Linked DNA regions of Homo sapiens: region 2 is linked to region 1. The links are chromatin loops, found by intact Hi-C in ENCODE. Cell type or tissue: PC-9. All regions are shown on one strand. Links, peaks and the distances in the headings refer to the core of each region. The heading gives the core; the rest is flanking DNA.

Region 1 (10,320 bases), core at 1,184-9,183:
GAACTCCTGACCTCAAGTGATCTACCTGCCTCAGCCTCCCAAAGTGCTGGAATTACCATGAGCTACCTCCAGCCTTGGGGGGCACAGGAAGCCCTTGTCTCAGGAAAAAAAAAAAAAAGTTCAGATTTGCCTAGGTTCTAGTAAACAGAGTGCTACCCATCCCAAATTGAGGAAGTCCCAATGGGGATGTCCTGGTAGTGTGGGAAGGCTGGCTATGGTGCTGCTGAACAGCCACTTTGACTCGGTGTCTCCTTTGGCCAAGTTACAGAGCAGACTTTCTGGGCTAGTCCTGCTTCCCCACTTTGGCTGTTCTCAGGGATATTTCTCCCTTCTGGCACTCCCAATGCTTCCCATGGTTTGAGATGACAGATGAGTCTTTTGCCGTGAACCCAGGATGGTGGAGAAGTTTGTTGTTTACCTTGATCTCACTTTTTCCAGTGTAGAAGGCGTGAGTTGGGGGAGATTTTCTGCGTGCTTGGTGCCAACAGGCTGTGGGGAGGGCCATTGTGGATATGGAGGTCTGATTCTCTTACTGTCTGCTGAGAGCTTTTTTATTTCTCTGTGTCTCCAGGAACTGTCTCCTACTCCTATTTGAGTTGTGGGATATTGCTGGTGCTGTATACTTGATTTTGTTTTGTTGGGGTGCAGGGAGAGTAGGGAACTATTAGGTTGGTGCAAAAGTAATGGTGGTTTTTGCCATAGCTTGCTTCTGCGCTGCCATTTTGGAACCAGATATTTCACAGTTCCTCTTGTTCTGGTTACAAATTTATGAGTCACAGCAGGAGACTTTAACTTACTTCTGTTAGTAACTGATGGAACAGGCAGTCAGAAAAAAAGGTCTGTAAGAATGTATAGAAGGTTTGAACAATACAATTACCTCCCTAGCCTAATTGACATATATACCACATACCTTTGAAATGTACGTCACAATTTCAAAATTGTATATATGCTTGGCCCTAAAGAAAGTGTCAACAAATTTCAAAGGATTAAAATCATACAAAGTGTATGGTCACAGCAGAATTAATCTAGAAATAAGATAATAGAGAATCCCATAGGTGTAGGTGTTAAGAAATACCTTTCTGAATAGTCCATGAGTCCGAGAAGAAATCACGATGAAATAAGAAAAATTGGTTGAGCTGAATAATGATGAACATGCCACATATTAACACTAATAGAATGCAACTAAACTTGTGATTAAAATGAAATTTAGAGGCTAAAATGTTTATCTTGAAAAAGAAGTATTGTTGACTTTTCAGCCAGAACTCAGGATGCATCTCAAGAAATTAAATAATAGGCCATTAAAGCCATATAGAATATTAATAGAAAGAGGGTAACAATAAAGATAAGAGCAGAAACAGGCCAGGCGCAGTGGCTTACGCCTGTAATCCCAGCACTTTGGGAGGCCGAGGTGGGCAGATCACGAGGTCAGGAGATCAAGACCTTCCTGGCTAACATGGTGAAACTCTGTCTCTACTAAAAATACAAAAAATTAGCCGGGTGTGTTGGCGGGCGCCTGTAGTCCCAGCTACTCGGGAGGCTGAGGCAGGAGAATGGCGTGAACCTGGGAGGCGGAGTTTGCAGTGAGCCGAGATCGCGCCACTGCACTCCAGCCTGGGCGACAGAGCGAGACTCCATCTCAAAAAAAAAAAAAAAAAAAAAAAAGGCAGAAATTAATGCAGTAGAAAGCAAACACACTAAGGAGGAGAGGTTTGTCTCTAAAGTCCTTGTGAGGGACAGCTCTTGAAAAAAAAAATGGTTTAACCATTATGAAGAAAGAAGGGACATCACTGTGAATCTTACAGACATTTAAGTGATTAAGGAGATATTTTGAGCTACTTTATTTTAGTAATTTTGAAAATGTAGATGTAGAAATTCCTACGAAAACACTTTAAAGAAATTAAGACTATCATTAAAAGAAGTAAAAGGAAGAAAACTTTGTTTAGCTGGCTCTACTGGTGGTGTTCTTTTCAACCAATCCTTTAAAGAACACCAGTATTACGTACTTTTTTCCAGAGAATACAAAAAGAGGATGCCTATCTTTTTGTCAACTCTACAGTGCCAATTCATTTTAAGTCCAGCATTACTTTGGTATCAAAACCTGGTATGAATACAATAGAGAGGAAATTACAGGTTAATCTCACTCATAAAAGTACATGTAAAAATTTCAAACAGAGCAATATCAAACAAAAATCTAGAGATTTATAAAAATTGATATATGAGGACCAAGATTGTTTATCCTAGGAATGTAAGGTTGGTTTAATACTAGAAAATCATCAGTGTAACTTACTGCATAAAAACAGAAAAACCAGTCACCTCAAGAGATGTTGGGGAGGACTTGATAAAATGCAGTATTCAATCATGATGGAAACCCTTAGCTGTCAAGTAGTAGGGTTTTTCCCCAGATAAAAGATATCAATAAAATTATTACATGAAAAGTCATTTATTTATTTATATATTTATTTATTTTTTGAGACAGAGTGTCACTCTGTTGCCCAGGCTGGAGTGCAGTGGCAGAGTCTCAGCTCACTGCAACCTCTGCTTCCTGGGTTCAAGTGATTCTTCTGCCTCAGCCTCCCAAGTAGCTGGGATTACAGGCACATGCCACCACGCCTGGCTAAGTTTTGTATTTTTAGTAGAGACGGGGTTTCACCATGTTGGCCAGGCTGGTCTTGAACTCCTGACGTCAAGTGATCCACCTGCCTTGGCCTCCCAAAGTGCTGGAATTACAGGCATGATCCACCTGCCTGGTGTGAAAGATCATACTTTTAACGGTTTAATTGAGAAAGCTTTCCTTCTAAAATCAGAAAATAAAGATACTTGTTATGAACACTTTTTTTCAGCATTGTATTGTTATTTCTAGCCAGTGTATGGAGATAAATACATTGTGAATGGATTGGAAAGGAAGAAATAAAGCTGTCCATTGCCGATCACATGATTGTGTATTTAGAGGAAAAAACCTTAATGTAAATTATTAGGAATATTAGAAGATTCTAATACTTAGAACTCGATTAATAATAGAAAATAATAAATCTAATGAAAGATCCTCAAGACCCCTATAAAGATACTTAAGAGCCTCCTCAGATTGATATGTTAGCTTTCATGCAACCTCAAAGTCCCCAAAATTTCTTTGGTAGAAACTGATAATCAGAATGTAAAACTAGCTGCACACAAAGGACTGAGAAGAGCCAAAGCAATTTTGAAGAATGAAACAGGAAGACACACTCTAATGGTCATCTAGATTTCGTATAAAGCTACAACAGTTAAGACATTGTAGAGTTGGCAAAAAGGCATATTGATCTGTAGGTGAAAATAGAGCCTTATAGACACTTGATTTATGTGCTGCAGGCAAACCTGCAGCACAGTGATAGTGCTGGATCATTTGGACAGCCATATTGAAACAAATAGCAAACTTGATCCCTACCTCACACCATAGGCACAGATCAATTCCAGTTGGATTGGGGATAGAAATATGAAAGGTAAAATAATAAAGCTTCTACAAGATAATATGGGACAATATTTTCATGACCTTGTGATTGAGAAACATTTGTTAAACAGGGCACTAAAGCAGTAACTATAAAGGAAAAGATTGCTAATTTGAACAGAATCAAAGTGAAGAACTTACATCCATCAAGACACCGTTAAGAGTGAAAAGGCGATTCATAGAATGGCATAAGATATATGCATCACAGATAACCAACAATGATATCATATCTAGAATATATAAAGGGCTTAGAAATCAAAGAAGAAAAAAGTTGACAACTCAGGAGAAAAATGGACAAGAGACTTAATTCAAGCAGATATTCACAAAAAGAGACATCTAGATACCTAATAAAAATCAGGGAAATGCAAACTAAAACTGCAGTGATAAAGCATTCATACCCACCAGAATTGCTAAAATAAAGACTGACAGTACCAGTTGTAATGTTGCATAGTATGTAGAAGTAGCACAAGCTCTTGTATACTCTTGTGGAAATGTAAATTACTAGAACCAATTTGGAAAGCTACTTGGAATTTTCTACTAGAGCTGAACATACACATGTCCTGTGATATTTCCACTCCTGGGTATATGCCCAACAAAAATGAATGCTTGTTTGTACCAAAAGACATGCAGTAGAAAGTTCATAACATCGCAATTTTTAATAGCCCAAACTGCAAATAATCCAATTGTTCATTAATGGGAGAATGGTTAAATAAATATGATTTATACAAACGACTACCATAGAGCAGTGAAAATGAACAAACCACAGCTGCATGCAACAAGTGGATGGCTCTTACAATTTTGAGGATAAGAGAGCAGATACGTTTAATACATGTTGTATAACTCCATTTATATAAAATCCAAAAACCTACAAAACTCGATTAATAATAGGAAATAAATCTAATGAAAGATACTTAAGACCCCTATATAGATACTCAAGACCCTCCTCAGAATGATATGTTAGTTTTTGGATTTCATATAAATGTAGTAATTTATGATGTTAGAAGTGTGGCTAGTACCTTTTGGGAGGTGGGAGGAGTTAAGAAGAGGGGCTTCTGGTGTTGCTGTTTGATTTCTTAATCAGGGTACTGACTTCATGTGAACATTCAGAGAGATACACTCTTAGGTTGTGTATACTTTTTTGTATTTGTAAAACTTCAGCAAACAAGTTAAAATATATTTAATGAGGAAAATTTTTTTTTGTTTTGCTGATTTACTTTTTTTTTTTTTGAGACAGAGTCTCGCTCTATCGCCCAGGCTGGAGTGCAGTGGTGTGATCTTGGCTCCCTGCTAACTCTGCCTCCTGGATTCACGCCATTTTCTTGCCTCAGCCTCCCGAGTAGCTGGGACTACAGGCACCCGCCACTGCGCCTGGCTAATTTTTTGTATTTTTAGTAGAGATGGGGTTTCACCGTGTTAGCCAGGATGGTCTCAATCTCCTGACCTCATGATCTGCCTGCCTCGAGCCCTCCCAAAGTGCTGGGATTACAGGCGTGAGCCACCGTGCCCGGCTGATTTACTGTTTTATGGCAGACCTTTGTAATCAGCGAAAAGCTTAACTTCTATCAGACTGATATTTGTGTAGATTTTACCCAGATAATTGTTTAAGCAATTTTTGCCAAGGTCTGTTAGGAACACATTTGAATGAATATATACAATCAGCATTTGTTGACATCCTTGATTTTGCCAATTATTGGTTTGACTTTATAAAGAATTATTATTTTTTAGGTCGTGATAAACTGTGCCATTCCTAAAGGGTTGAAGTACAATCAAGCTACACAGACCTTCCACCAGTGGCGAGATGCTAGACAGGTGTATGGTCTCAACTTTGGCAGCAAAGAGGATGCCAATGTCTTCGCAAGTGCCATGATGCATGCCTTAGAAGTGTTAAATTCACAGGAAACAGGTAAGGTGCCCATGGTTTATTTGTATTTTCTTTCTTTTTCCAGAGACAAAGCAAAACTGAAGATTTACTTGTATTCTTGAACTGAAGTGCCATGTGTATGTTAAAACAAATGTTTGTTAACTTTTAGATCTTGTATATATTTGAAGTAGTTTTTGAATTTTTATTTTCTATAGAAATGTGAACTTTTTATTGATGATAAATGTATAATCTAGAAAGATAATCCTGTGAGTTTAGTTCTTTTTAATTCTGTAACCCTTTTATTTGAAGTATTTAGATGGGTTTCATCCTGCTTTAGAAACACTTCCGTTGCAAGTACATGAAGCCCAGAGAATATGCAGTGGATAGGAATTATGCTTATTTATCATCTTTGTGTAAAGAAACACATGTTTTCTGAAAGACATTTTTCAAAGCATGGACTTGAAGTAGGACTGGGTCTCCTTCCCAGTAGGTAAAAATGTGATTCTCGGTTTTTTTAAAGATTTTAGGAGTGCCCTCAGGTGGTATCAGTCATGAATTGCATCTCCTCTGATAGTGCATATTGGTTAGAAATATATATAGAAATCACTTTTTAAAAAAATCTCAATTTTTAAAAACTGTACATATGTCAAGGATAAGCTCAGTTTTGTCTTGGTTTAAAAAATAGAAAAATGTACCAGTGTGTGGTTATTTCTTTGAAGAGAGAGATTTTATAATCAGGAAATAATTGTTATACATGAAAACACAAATATGATTACTCTTGCCTATATTGTATATTTAGTAATGATTTTAATGATATAAATGTACTGTAAACAATATATATTTTAAGAGGAAAGAGTTGCAGTCAGATGAAAATTTGATACTTTGTTGAAAGTGTAGAATATCAAAATCTGTTCAAAATCTGTTATAAATACATTAAACAATGTATATGTTGCCTTATACTAAAAAGGGTTGAAGCATCTAGCTGGTGTGTTAGTCTGTCAAATACTAATTTCAGAGCAAGAAGACATTTTGGGATCTTGCAGAAACTTAAAGTTGTTATGCCTTTAGATGTTTTGTATCAGATCTTCTTTTGAGGAAATTAATATCAATACATAACTTATACATAGGTTGCATATTTTGTCTAGTTTGAGAAAATAAACCACTAGAACTTGGCCTGGTGTGTCTCTAAGTCCAGAAAATAGCATAGGAAAGTCTGTATAGTCTTGTATGTAGGTCATTTCTCTAAGTCTCTGTACTTCTCTCCTAGGTGTCAGTATTTTATTGGCATGCTATCATAGGTATAGAATTGCTTTTCATTTACTGTAGTTTTACCATAGGGAAGAAGCTAGAATTGTGATTCTTTTTTTTTTTTTCTTAATATCTTGTTGGATAGGTCAGTTATGTGATAAATAATTAAGGTACCAAAGTTTGGAGAGTAGACATTTGACTATCCCGTGTTTTAGAACAAACTAGCATTATTTTTATTTCTAAACTTTCAAAAGTGTATCCGTTGATATTAGAAACTAAATGTTACTGATATTAGGAACTTATATTGGAAACTAAATGTTCCTTTTTTAAAAGTAGTTAAAATTTTATTATTCCTCTTGTCATTGACTTTTGATTTTTAGTTTTTAGCCAAATGGAAAGGATTGTTTCTCTCAATGAGTAGTCATATGGTTTGATTTCAAAATGCAAATTTATTTATTTATTTTTTGAGACGGAGCCTAGCTCTGTTGCCCAGGCTGGAGTGCAGTGACGCGATCTTGGCTCACTGCAACCTCTGCCTCCCGGGTTCGAGTGATTCTCCCTCCTTAGCCTCCCAGGTAGCTGGGATTACCGGTGCTCACCACCACACCCAGCTAATTTTTGTATTTTTAATAGAGATGGCGTTTCACCATATTGGCCAGGCTGGTCTCAAACTTCTGACCTCAAGTGATCTGCCCACCTCGGCCTCCCAAAGTGCTGGGATTACAGGCATGAGCCACCGTGCACAGCCTTTTTTTAAATCTTGATCTTTTCAAATTAATGAATCTTAATGTGGAGAGACTCAATTACATTCTCTATTGTAAGGTAATAAGCATTAAGAAACAATGTTCCACATTATAGAAAGTTTGGCAAATAGGAAAATCGGCCATCATTTTACAAGCTACACAAGCATTTTAGTGTGGGAAAAAGGCTTCTTGTTAGATGATTTTGATACTTTATTCTCAGTCACAATCTCAACCACTCATACTAGGGGCTGAGGAAAGAGAGATAATGGTGGAAGAAATGAGTCCATCACAGCTGCCTCCTGGTATTGTGGATCAGTCACTGGCAAGGAAGCTTTTAGTTCTGTAGTTTTTCATCATGGAAAAAAAACCATATAGAATGGCTAAGTTCTAAATAGTCTGATTTACTTAGAAAATGACTGTTTTCATAAATTACTGTAGTTAAATACTATTTCTTATTTTTGATGGCCTTAATTAGTGTGGAAGTAGAAGCATGGGAGAGAGTAAGATGTTAAGAATCAGGGCCGGGCACGGTGGCTCACGCCTGTAATCCCAGCACTTTGGGAGGCTGAGGCGGGTGGATCACGAGGTCAGGAGATTGAGACCATCCTGGCTAACATGGTGAAACCCTGTCTCTACTAAAAAATACAAAAAAATTAGCCGGGCGTGGTGGCGGGCGCCTGTAGTCCCAGCTACTCGGGAGGCTGAGGCAGGAGAATGGTGTGAACCCGGGAGGCGGAGCTTGCAGTGAGCTGAGATCGTGCCACTGCTCTCCAGCCTGGGCGACTGAGCAAGACTCTGTCTCAAAAAAAAAAAAAAAAAAAAGAATCAGGAGTGTTCTTGGGAATAGATATAATTTCTTACGCAGATTCTCCAGTGTAGAAAAGGTATGTACCCTACCCCAACATTATATGGGCCACCTCCCCTTTATCTAAACAAACATACCCAATAATGTCACCTCTCAGTTTGATCATACCCTGCCAAAAATCTTTGCTTTGGATTCACAGCCAATTGGCTGCTGAAATCATCTACTGTCTTTCTTCCAAAACCAAGTTGAAAAAGCTTAACTTACATCTCCCTTCCCTTTACAAACTGTAGCCTGATAAAACTGATGAGAAGCAGAACAAACTTATTGATAAAGCAACTACAAATATTAGTCTTGCCTGTTTCTTAATGTTTTACCACTTGTTAAAACATTTTTCCATATTAAACATTTCTGTTTGTATTTTTATTTATTAGGTGCTAATATCAATATTATCCACTGTTGTCATCGGCTAATCCTTCTCAGTGATTTTCAGACTTTAAAAAGTTATGGACATTTTTGTGCAAATGAGATCTTTGGTAGTTCAGTGTATAAATGGACAGAAAATATGGAGCTTCTCTGATTGATATAGGGTTCCGGATCCGCAACCACTGAGATGCCTCCATGGTTCTCTAGAACTGAATTTGAAAATTACTAGCTCACGTTTTGTGCTAAAACCAATAATCACATAATTTTCCTTTCCTCTTCTTCCGTGTCCCCTACGTCCTCAAATTTTTTAAATTTATAAAAAACAGCTTTCTGGGGGGCTAGTCATACCAACCTTTACAAGGTGCTCTGTGTGTTTGTGTGATATTTCCTTTTTTTAATGAAAATGGTGGGTGGCAGAAATGTTTTCCTTTATTTTGTTTTTAACTTGGTATGCAATTATCTAATATACTGGAAAGTACAGAAGGTGCTAAATACAGTGAGTTATATTTGGAAGTTAAAAAAACACAAATCACATGTTCTAACATTTTTGAAAAAGAGCTGAATTAGTGCTCTTCCTTTTATACCAAATGCTACAGTGTATTTTTTCCTTTCTCCATGGAAATGGATTCAATTTTAAATGGGTGTATTACCTAAAGTGATATTTTTGATTTCTCTATTATTTATCCAGTACATTTATAGATTTTTATAGGTAATAGTTATGGATTATATAAACTACAAAGTTAATTTTTGTGATAATTGGTGGAGGCAAATTTGCCCAACTTTTATTTTCTTAAAAGGTTTAAATCATTTGAAAATAGGAAATAATTTTTAAATCCAAAAAAAAGAAAATTATATGCATAACCAGTAAGATTATCCCACTGCTTTTGTTCTCAGCCAAGATGAAGCATGCCTTTTCAAAAAGAACACCCCAAAATAAGTATTTTACCATTATCTAAAAGACTACTTTTGCTGGGTTTTATTTTTTAATCTATTGAACATGAGAACATGGTCAAAAGTCATACCTTCCTTATGGTTGAAATTTTCTAGAGGTTTTATAATATTGAGATTTCATTTTTTAATGATAATTTGGCCTGACATACCTTCCAGTATGTACATTTGTATGAGTTTTATCACAGCATTTAAAAATCTCTTTATGTTTGGAATTAATAGGATTAAAAAAATCTCAGTAGTTTCTAGAAATACTTTATAGTGACAGTTTTGTTTTTTAGTCTTCCAGATTGTTGATATTAATGCAAACAATATTAAGCTTATATCACAAAAATATTTTCAGTAAAGCGTATTTTTTATAAACTGTGTTAGGCACTGGGAATAATACAAAAATGATAAATAAAGCCTGTCCCTTGCCTGATGTCACAGTCGGGCTACAGCTGCCAGAAACAAGGCCAGCAAAATTAGGATACAGCTTGCGAATGTAGTGTGAAGAAAGGCCTTCGGAATACCAAAGAAAATTCTAGGGTCAGGGAAAGCTTTGAAGAGAAGGTGATGTTTCAGCTATGTTTGAAGAATGGGGAGGGCTCATCAGTGATAGAACATTCTAGATAGGTTTGGAAGCATGAGAGCATGGAGCAATTGGGAAATAACAAATATGCCATGATGTGGCTTGGACATGAGAATTTATGTGGTGGGGGTCAGGAGCAGGGCATCCCAAGAGATAAGGTTGGGAAGGGCCTAGTGCTGACGAGTGTGCATGTTATCATGGAGGTGGTGAAGAGTCATTGAAGGATGCTAAATAAAGGAT
Region 2 (10,320 bases), core at 1,348-9,347, 63 kb after region 1:
TCTTTCCCTCTCCGTTTGCTGCTTTTTTCTGGCCTTTACAACAGAATGGAAGAGAATCATTTAAGAGTTCCTGTAACAGTTATGCAGAAAATACTAAAACCCATCAGGCAAGATCACCACGCATTGAAATATTTTCATATCAAGATAAAGTCGCACATTTTCCACAATACATTGCTAAAATAAAGAGGAGAAAGGCTTAGGAAGTTTTTTTGCAGAGAGTGCTGGTAAAGAATTGAGCAAGTTTGCTATTGTATTGTAATGTTTCTCTCAGGTTTGTTCTTCCTATCATGTTTGATATTCCATGAATAATTGAGATCAGCCCTATGTAAGTTAAGATCATAATATGTGGAACAAATGGAATTGTAAGTGCTTTCAAAGGGTAATATTTATAAGAAAGTGTCCGAAAAATGTTTCTTCAGCTTGAGAAATTTTAGAATGATAGGAAGTTTCTCGAGTTAGCCTTCATGCAATTTTGTAGATTAAAACATAAAATTTGTCCAGAACTTAAAGATTTAGATGCCTTCCTAAATTGTTACAATGCTTTACCAAATCTATGACTTCTACATAACACAAACCAGTGGTCAAATGTAAACACTATATTGTAGATTTACTGTAGGTTTTCAACCTTTTTTAGATTTATGCATGTGGACATTTTTATAATGTAATTACAATCACCACAAGGTTAGCTTTTTTAATTGCAGACAGTAATGCATGTCACACTAATATGTAGTGGCCTTTTCAAGGCCTAGTCCCAGGGAAAACATTTTGTAGAGTATAGGGGAGTGGGAGGAAGGGGAGGAATAATTTTTTATTTAAAGTTGATTTCTGCACTATCTTTTTCTCAGTTACCTGCATGAATAAATAATGAGAAATATTTTGTGACTTTAATTGGTAAATATGTTACAAAACCAAGTACTTAATCTTTTACATCATGTCTTCAGCTATTTGTATTTTAACCAGTAATTTCAATGGTCTGAAACATGATTCTGAGCTTCACATAATATCTTAACTGTGGAACTCAAAAGTTTGATCACTGAATTTGGCAGTTATTATTACCTAGGTACCCCCGCTGTTACACAGGTGTTTAGATACGTGTTCCTGAATGAAGCTGCTTTTGAATTTTGTTATGTTGAAATGCAAGAAATAACAATGATGGCAGCAATTAAGGTCACAGAAATCATTAGGTAAAGGAAAACCAATGAGGAGTTCTGCAGTTTTCTTTTAATAAGTAAAGTGAGACTTGGGTGGTGGGAAGAAGGAAGGTGGGAAGAAGGAATTAGACACTCTGCCTGCCACTCTGCGTGTGTGTGCTCTCGCGCACGTGCTGTCTATATGGAAGCCACTCCCTTTTCTTTCCTTTGAAACTGGTAAGGTTAAAATAGGGGAGAAATCCTACATGTTGGAATGATAGCTTTTTGGAAAATTTAAGAAACTCTCCAGGCTCTCCATCTTGATTTATGCTTGAGTTGTTATGTGCCATATTTGCTTTGAACTCTGATTATCAGAAGTTTTACTAAAACTTTGAAATAATTCACTTTCATCTGCTTTCTAGATTTTGTACATCTCAGTCCATAAAGCAAAGCTTGTTGATAGTGTAGTTTTCTAAACGCTGCAAATTTGCAGCCTTTACCACTACAAAGAAGTTTGGATGAGGGATTTTTTTTTTCTTTGTCAAAATAGTTCCTGTTTCTGTAGAAATTTCATTTTTAGATTAAACTGTGATGGATGAGCTATCATAATTCAAGTATACATTTCTTTTTTCTATCAGATATTCATTGTCATGCAGTAGTAGTAAAAACATCAAAGATGCAGCAAGCTTATTAAGTATTATTTTCTAAAAGAAATAGGAGGCATTTTCATCTTTATTATTGTACTTTTGGTTATGCAAACACTTTGATAATATAAACAGTTATGTCCCCTATAAATCTGGTCAGCAACCTCTTTTGATTTTGTTGGGTAAGTTAAATAGTCTGTAGTAGGTAGAGTACTGGGTACAAGTGGTCCAAACTAAGATAAGAGACTAAAATAAAATGCTAAATCTTAAAAGAAACTGGGTTTATGCACTAAACGTTTTGTGCCTTGGTCTAATATTAACATGATGTATGTGTAAACTGACAAAAAAAAAAAAAAAAAAAAACCAGTGTTGAATCATGCTATATTTCCCATCATCCCAGATTGCTAAATGTTCTTTCCAAGAAGTCTGAATGAATTATTATATACATTTGCTATCATACATGACAGTTGTGTCATTATTAGAGATTTCAGTAATTAAAATGGGAAACAGAAGCCTAAGTTATTTACCTTATCAAAACCACGTTCCTTGGAACCACATTATTATGATGGTTTTTGTGCTCTTGTACGTTGGATGTCTTAAGCTGAGTACAGTTTAGGGGATCCTTTCTAATGACAGGAAGGCACTGCTTTCCTCAACACTGTGATCTGACCTGTGACAAGTCTGTACTATCCACTATGTAAATGGCTCACAAGTCAATTGCAAACAAACTGAATGTACAAATCTTAGTGCTGGTGCTGAAATCTCTTCAGAATAGTCATCATGATTTAAAAGTTTGTTTAAAAATTTGCAAGCATCAAGTGTCAATCAAAACTGAAGATGAAACACTAATGAATGTTGAATTCTCATGCTTTTAGGTGTACTTCCTTTTTAGAATTTTCAGTTTTCTGCTATTTTTACCGTAACTATTTCGTTTAAATTTGTTTCATTTAAGTTTCCTACACGCTAACTTCGTTTGTGCGATTGAAATAAAATTGCAGTATATATATGTTGCTTGTTTGTGACACTTAGATAATCTTCTGAAATAATTTGTTTTAAAGTAAGTTATATTGGATGTGAAAAACACCTTTTAAAGTCCAAGACTTTACTACTTAAAAGTTTACATGTCACGTCACTATTCTTTACAGATTTCATAGAAGTCGTGAATACTAAGTAATGTATACAAAAGAAATATGTGATGATGTGTCTACTTTTTGTTTGAAATAACTGTTGGGTGTTCCCTCTTCTTATTTTCTCTCTGCCCACCTTGACACAGTAACTTCCTCTTATAGTCAAGATGATGATTAAGTGTTTAATTTTTATTCCATTTTGTTCTGCAACACGTTCAGGTACTTAAAACTCATTCATGCAGTTAGAATTATCCTTTATGTAGTTTGCATGGTAAAGGACATTGTGTGGTAAAGGGCATTATTGAGTAATGAATTTTAAGTATAGCAAAATATGTATAGTGTTTATACATGATGCTGATTTCTTAAAACCTACATATAAGCAGTAGTACTTTTTCTCTATTATAAAGTATTAATTTTGAGTTCCATTTTATAATTCTGATGTCTTCATTAGAAATACAAAAATACAATCCTTGTATTTTTTCTTTGACCAGACCCAAATTTTCCCCTTCCCCCCTCCATTCTCCTCTCCACTTCTCGTGGACCGCGTGTTCCCAATATTCATTAACATTTGCAGCCATTACAGAGTTACAGTTGTAAAATTTTCAGCTGTTTTTTTTTTTTTTTTTTTGCTCTAGCCTGTCTCATGTTCTTGCTTCTCTTCATATGTAAGTCAGTATTTTTGTCTACAAATTAAAAGTCACTTGTCATTCAAAAATGAGTTAAGTAACATGATAATCTTTTAAATTTACCTAGCTACAACTTTTATGTCTCTTGTAAATTTATATATACTTTCAGTGCCATTGTGAAGAATTGGCCTTTTAATTCTAAGTAGTATTACCCTATGAAGCACAGTGTGCAAAGGTATGCTACAAGGTCTCTTTAATTCCTGTGTGGCCATTATAATTTTATAACACCATTACCCTTTAAATTCTACCGATTATAAGCAGCGTAAAAGTAACTATATAAAGCAAACATCGCAAAGGAACTCTGCAGGAGCTCTTAATTCCTTTATGTAGCTATCATAAAATTCACTTTCCTGAAGACATTTACTCTCATTCACTTCCAAACTCCAAACCTTTTTCTGGTAGCACCACTTTTGTTTTTAATAGAAAGATGAGTTCATATCTGTACATCTCTCCAAAGCTCTAAGGAATGAGAAAAGGATCCTAGTATATTGAAATTACTGATGTTTAATACCTCTGCCTTTTCACTAAAAGCCATTTAATATTTTTAAAGTCAAAACTTGACATACAGGTATTTATAAGGAATCTCCATGACTCTGAAGGAATGAAATTGATGTAGGTAGCTTTGGCTATGTAAAGACATAGTAGAGGACAATTACTTAAAGAAGAGTTTTCTTTTGAGGATTTGTAGATTTGACTAAGCAGCTGAAGTCAGTAACCCCTCAAGAAAGTCCGTTTATAGAAGCCAAGAACTGTTGGAGGTCTGTGATGCAGGTTTTTCTGTTCCCAACATCAAAAGCTGTGGATTATTTGGTGTGTTCCCCTTTATGTTATCTCTCGATAATTTTTGAGACATCAAGATTTTTTAAAATATCAATACTGGAAAGATGAAACCTTCAAATTAAAACCTAAAATTGATTAGAAAGAAAAGTAAAATATTAATGCAGTAAATTTAGGATGGTTACAGATACTCACCATCAACATAAATAAATGGAGTTCTAGGATAAATTATTTGTGGAATACTAATGGTCAAGTCACATAAGAGTAAAATCTTTTGGTGAGGAGACACATTTGACAACTGCTAAAGAATTAACTAAATTTGTCTTTCTAAATAGTTTTCTTTATAAAGTAACAGAAACATTGTAAAAGGATAAATGACTGTCATAATGACTTAGGATGTTGTAAGAATGTCTGCCACATTTATTGGTTATTTCTGTTGAAATCTGAAGGAATCGATACATCTGAAAATTGAGAAAGGGAAATAGGACTGTCCCCGTTACAGATACTCTGTGATGCACACAACCTTCTAAACGGAAGTGTTAGTATCATTTAAAGCACATAGTAGGCCTTGAGTATTTGCAGATTAACATGCAGAAAAAATCAAAGATGAAGCCCCAATTAAGTGTTTGAACCAAAGAATCACAGTCACTGAGCTGCACCCCCGTTCTGTGAAGCATGTTAAATACTCATAAAGAGCAGAGAGCAGGGCCCGTAGACGCTTCTGGTGTAGGACACAGGAATTCTAGGCAGAGGGAGAAAATTAGGGGCCCCAGTTGGTGGCTGAGAGTAAAAAGAATATACCATTTGAGTAGTGCTGTTCTTTTTCCTCAGTTTTTAAAGACATATAATTCCTAGTAGTTAGGACATCTAAATAGCTCGGTAAACTGGTCAGAGGCGGGAGGATTGCTTGAGGCCAGAAGTTTTGAGATCAGCCTGGGTAACAGGGAGACTCATTTCTACAAAAAAATTTAAAAATTTAGGCCAGGCATGGTGGTGCACACCTGTAATCCCAGCTACTCAGGAGACTGAAGCGGGAGGATCACCTGAGCCCAGGGAGGACGCGGCTGCAGTGAGCCGTTATCATGCCACTGTACTCCAGCCTGGGTGACAGAGCGAGAACCTGTCTCTAAAAAAAAAAAAAAAAAATTCTAAGAGAATATAGCTTTTCATAGAAATTATTAGAAAAGCTTACATATTTCATTAGAGAGCCCAGTTTGTTAGACTACATTTATTCCGTAAAAGTTCTATATACAAATGACAACCCATAGTTTATCATGTAAATCTGATTTAACTGTTCCCTTCAATTCCAAGAAAGATTTCTTCAGCAGTAGATGACAATTCTAAAAGCATAAAGAAATAACTAATAAAGGAGATGGATGATGTTATAGGTTGGTTTGGTTGGGTTTTAGTAAATAGTTATTCTTCTAAGAAGGCTTAGAAAATCGAGAATTGAATAGTTGGTACTTTGAATTCCATAGGAAAAAGCACTCAGAAGAAAAAGTCTACATTGGCTAGTGTTTAGATTGAGAGTTAATTTTCCCATCAAGTCCAAAAGTTTCCATCCAAGTCTATAGAAACTGAGAGAAAAGGTTCTTGGCTTACACTTAAAATACACATTGTTGCAACCATATAAGAGAGATACATTACAGAACGCTTTTAAAAATTTGGTCTCTTAAGCGCCTAACAGTCCATGCTTTAGTCACATCTGTGAAACCTCTTTTCTTTTTTTCTTTTTCTTTTATTTTTTTTTTTAAAGATTAAAGGCATTTTAAAAATAAATGTTTCATGGCCGGGCATGGTGGCTCACGCCTGTAATCCCAGCACTTTGGGAGGCTGAGGTGGGCAGATCACCTGAGGTCAGGAGTTTGAGACCAGCCTGGCCAACATGATGAAACCCCATCTCTACTAAAAATACAAAAAAATTGGCTGGGCATAGTGGTGGGCACCTGTAATCCCAGCTCTTCGGGAGGCTGAGACAGAAGAGTCGCTTGAATCCAGGAGGTGGAGGTTGCAGTGAGCTAAGACCGCGCCACTGTACTCCAGCCTGGGCGACAGAGCGAGATTCCATCTCTAAATAAATAAATGTTTTTCAACGTGTTTTATGTGAGAAATACCAGCTTTTCATTATTACTACCAGTTGATCTCAGGTGTCACTTGGTTGGTTCTGCTGACCGAGGCACTGGGCATTTTAAATATGGAGTTTCCCTCCACCCATTGATCAAGTCTGAGGTTTGTCCATCCTTGGTGGCAGGCTAGCTTAACCATGGATTCACAAACCCCATTTGATTGTCGTAAGTCATAAGGCCACCCCAGTGCCAGTGGTTGGGCATCACAGTGAGTCTGAGGTGATGAATTTGAGTTAGCTGTAGGCTAGTTCCGCAACTCAGCAATAGCCCATGGATGGTTGGTAAAAGACGTTGACTTTGCCACTTAAATTTCCAGGAGAAGAATAGCTTATAGTTTATCTGAGGAAAGTAATTGGGAAGGCTTAGATATTGAGAAGAAAGCCCTGTTAAAATCTAGGTAGCATTTCCTTTCTTCTTTATTACTAGAGGGATGGGAGGTTCAGGCCTGAGTCAGGACTTTACAATTTGGTGTCCTTCCCAGAGGTACTTTGGGCTTGATCATTTTAAGTTTCAATTGCAAAAAAAAATTTTTGACGGAGTGTTGCTCTGTCACTCAGGTTGGAGTGCAGTGGTGCGATCTCGGCTCACTGCAACTTCCCCCCCCTGGGTTCAAAGGGATTTTCCTGCCTCAGCCTCCCAAGTAGCTGGGACTACAGGCGCGTGCCACCATGCCCGACTAATTTTTGTATTTTTAGTAGAGATGGGGTTTCACCATGTTGCCCAGGCTGGTCTTGAACTCCTGAGCTCAGGTGATCTGCCCGCCTCGGCCTTCAATTGCAGAAGTTTTTGAAGGGAGAATATTTGATCCTCACATAAAATGTCCTTGTTTCTGAAAGAAAACATGGTAAAAATTGTTATTGAGTCCATGTCTTTGCCACCTTGTTGGACTTGATTTCCCTTTCTCTGTGTTCCTCCCGCCCTCAGTCTCTCTCAGTCTGTCCTTTTTTGTGTGTGGAGTTGTGGGCAGGTCATTGGACTGGGACTGACTTTACCAGTTTTCAGGCTGTGGGGCTAGTCAGTCATTCTCTCTGAGCCTTCTACCTCTAAAGTTGAGTTCTTTTTTTAAATTCTTTTTGTTTTGTTTTTATTTTTTCCTTGCCACTATACAAGCAAGGATAGATAAAGCTTTTTATTATTATTGTTATTATTATTATTTCGAGACAGTCTCGCTCTGTCATCCAGGCTGGAGTGCAGTGGTGTGATTTCAGCTCACTGCAACCTCTGCCTCCCGGGTTCAAGCGATTCTCCTACCTCAGCCTCCTTAGTAGCTGGGACTACAGGCATGCGCCACCACACCCGGCTAATTTTTGTATTTTTAGTAGAGACAGGGTTTCACCGTATTGGCCAGGCTGGTCTCGAACTCCTGACCTCAGGTGATCCACCCACCTTGGCCTCCCAAAGTGTTGGGATTACAGGCATAAGCGACCGTGCCCATCCCCGATAAAGTTGAGTTCTGAATTTCCTCTTTCACTGTATTCTCGGCAGCTACTGGTTGGTTTATTCTTTTTTTTTAATCTTTTTTGGTTTATTCTTCTTTTGATCTTTGAAGAGAAGGAGAAAAAAGATCTGAGTTTGGCTCTCCCATCTTAAGTGCAGCTTTTAGTTGTTTTATAGTCATAGACGCTATTGCACTGGACAGCATGCATCCTGGATGTAAACAATGCGGAAAAATCAATGGAGTGACCATCTTGGGGTCAGTGGTGTTGCATAAAGCACCAGTGGTGTGCTGTTCTGTGTCAGTTTCCTCTGCGCCACGTGCTTTCACAGTTTGAATTACCAGCATCTCTGTGGTGGCTTCAGTACATTCTCCATTGTGCTTCAACCTGGAAGCACATTCTGCCGTTCAGAAAGACTGATTCCAATCATGTAATGGGACCACACGAGATCCATGCTCCAATTATATGAATAGCAGAAGGTCCATTTGACTCTTGTAGTTCAAGAGCTGTTTCTAAGTAAACAGACTTTCCAGAGCTCGATGAAGTGAAGAAGCCCTTCTTTCAATTCCTGGGCAGAATTCAGTGGTTTTCATATCATCTGAACCTGCTGTGCTGCTGTTTATTCTATCACTGTCAGCCTTGAAAGGAAAAAAGGAATAATCTTACCCTCCTGCCCTTCTTATTTTATATCTTCCATCTTATCCATCTATATCCATGTAGTCATTCCTTCCGAGTTCCCTGGTTTTAATCCAAAAGACTCTGTTTAACAGCAATGTCTTGGCAGACCAGGTGCCGCTTCCGTGCCATTTGAGGGCTCTGAGTCTTTGCTTCGTCTTAGGAAGATAAAGATAATTTGGCAGAAAGTCAGAGATGGAAATAGCAGTTTGGGATGATAAAAGATGGGTCCTGTTTTGCTGACATTCTTTTACTTTGGTTCTTGGTGCGTGTCCTTTGGGATTCATTTCTTGCTAGCATGAATAGGACATGCTTTTCGTTAGGTGCTTTTCTTTTTTGGAGAACATGAAGTGTTTCTAACAAAACTGAATGAGCTAGAAAGAATTCTATTTTGAGACATCTGTAGTTGATGCAAAGTATTTCTGTAATCCTCAATGACAGTACTTACATATTTGCATAGAATTTTTTTTTTAATTTTTGAGGAAACCTCTCTGGAGTCTGTATTTATAGGAGCATCCTGAAAGTCCCTATTATGTAGCTGGTGGGAGCGAGAGAGGGACAGCCACACTCGTGCTGTGAGCAGAGCACAACTTCAGGCAGAGTGAATGCCTTCTGAGTTCTCATTGGAAGCTTTCTGTTGCTCAGCCTCTGGCAGATTTCAGAACCTTCTACTTAAGCCAGGTGTGGTGGTGCGTGCTCCTAGGCACAGCGACTCGGGGGGCTGAGGCAGAAGGATCACTTGAGCCCAAAGTTGGAGGCCAGCCTGGGCAACATAGCGAGGCCTGTCTCCTTAAAAAATAAATAAATAAATAATAAATAAATAAATAAATAAAAACCTTGTCCTTGACTATTGTGCTGTCTGCTGCCCCTTTGTAGGGATGGGGTTGGGGTCAGAATAAGCATGTGCATGAATGGCGGAAAGCTTTGGTGGTGTTTGTTTGTTTGTTTGTTTTTTGAGAGGTGGGGGAGTCAGCAGTGAACCTTTCTGGTTAAAGAACAACGTACATAATTTCTATTATGAGATTTAGAAGGTTAAATACTTTTTTTTTTCAGGCCTACCAAGTTGATAGACCAAAAGTATATAGTAGAACAGCACAGTAGAAAAAATTTAAAAGTGAATTTCTTATGGTCCAAAAGGATGGATAGTCACAGTCCATAACCTTTCATAATATATGCTGGAATTGGAATCTCTTGTCATCTTGCTTTGCTCTGAATTTTAGAACTAGAAGTGTGCATGTATGTCAAAAGATTATGCAGAGCTATTTTCTTTGCTAACAATGTAAACATTTGCACCCCATGAATGGGACTTTATAATCTGGAAGTGAGCCTAAGGTTGCGTATACTGAAGTCATGTTTTAAAAGTTAAGGTTGACTTAAACATATACAAGGCTGTATTTTAATTGTAACTAGAAATCATTTACTATGCATACAGAACCTCATGTATCTTATCATGGAATTTGTGAATTAATGGGCCTTGCCGAATTCAAGGGTAAGGGAAACTGGTAACAACTTGTTTTAAATCAACATACTATAAGCTCCTGCTTGCTTGACTCAAGTTGTTTGAAAATCTGAATTAAACAGGATCTCATTGTCAGGAAACATCTTCTAAGCTTGACATCTACGTTTAAGAAGGGAACGTGGAAGAGAAGGTGAGACATGAAACTAAAACAGCTGGGAGGGTAGGATCAGACTGCACCTGATTTTTGGACCAAAGTTTCA

Evidence for each region. Hi-C counts contacts between places; a loop is a spot of excess contacts. Peaks named below come from ENCODE experiments on the same cell type or tissue, not always from the same donor. Only the 100,000 strongest peaks of a DNase experiment are listed, where the experiment ranks them.
Region 2: a loop joins it to region 1, with 2.6 times the contacts of the local background. A loop is called at or near these places in 8 of 110 quality-filtered maps.

Annotation. Positions count from the first base shown.
Region 1 is chr1:225,549,970-225,560,289 of GRCh38, reverse strand. ENAH (ENAH actin regulator) reads left to right here. Exons shown (of 14, transcript NM_018212.6): 3 at 5,207-5,384. Among named protein-coding and RNA genes, the nearest start is that of LINC02765, 87 kb to the right of the region's middle. In PC-9, for the core only: CTCF peaks have their summits at 5,694 and 5,895 (motif pointing left); no DNase peak of the experiment used is centred there; H3K27ac peaks cover 392 bases.
Region 2 is chr1:225,487,274-225,497,593 of GRCh38, reverse strand. It overlaps ENAH (ENAH actin regulator), which reads left to right. Exons shown (of 14, transcript NM_018212.6): 14 at 1-10,320. Among named protein-coding and RNA genes, the nearest start is that of LINC02765, 25 kb to the right of the region's middle. In PC-9, for the core only: no CTCF peak of the experiment used is centred there; no DNase peak of the experiment used is centred there.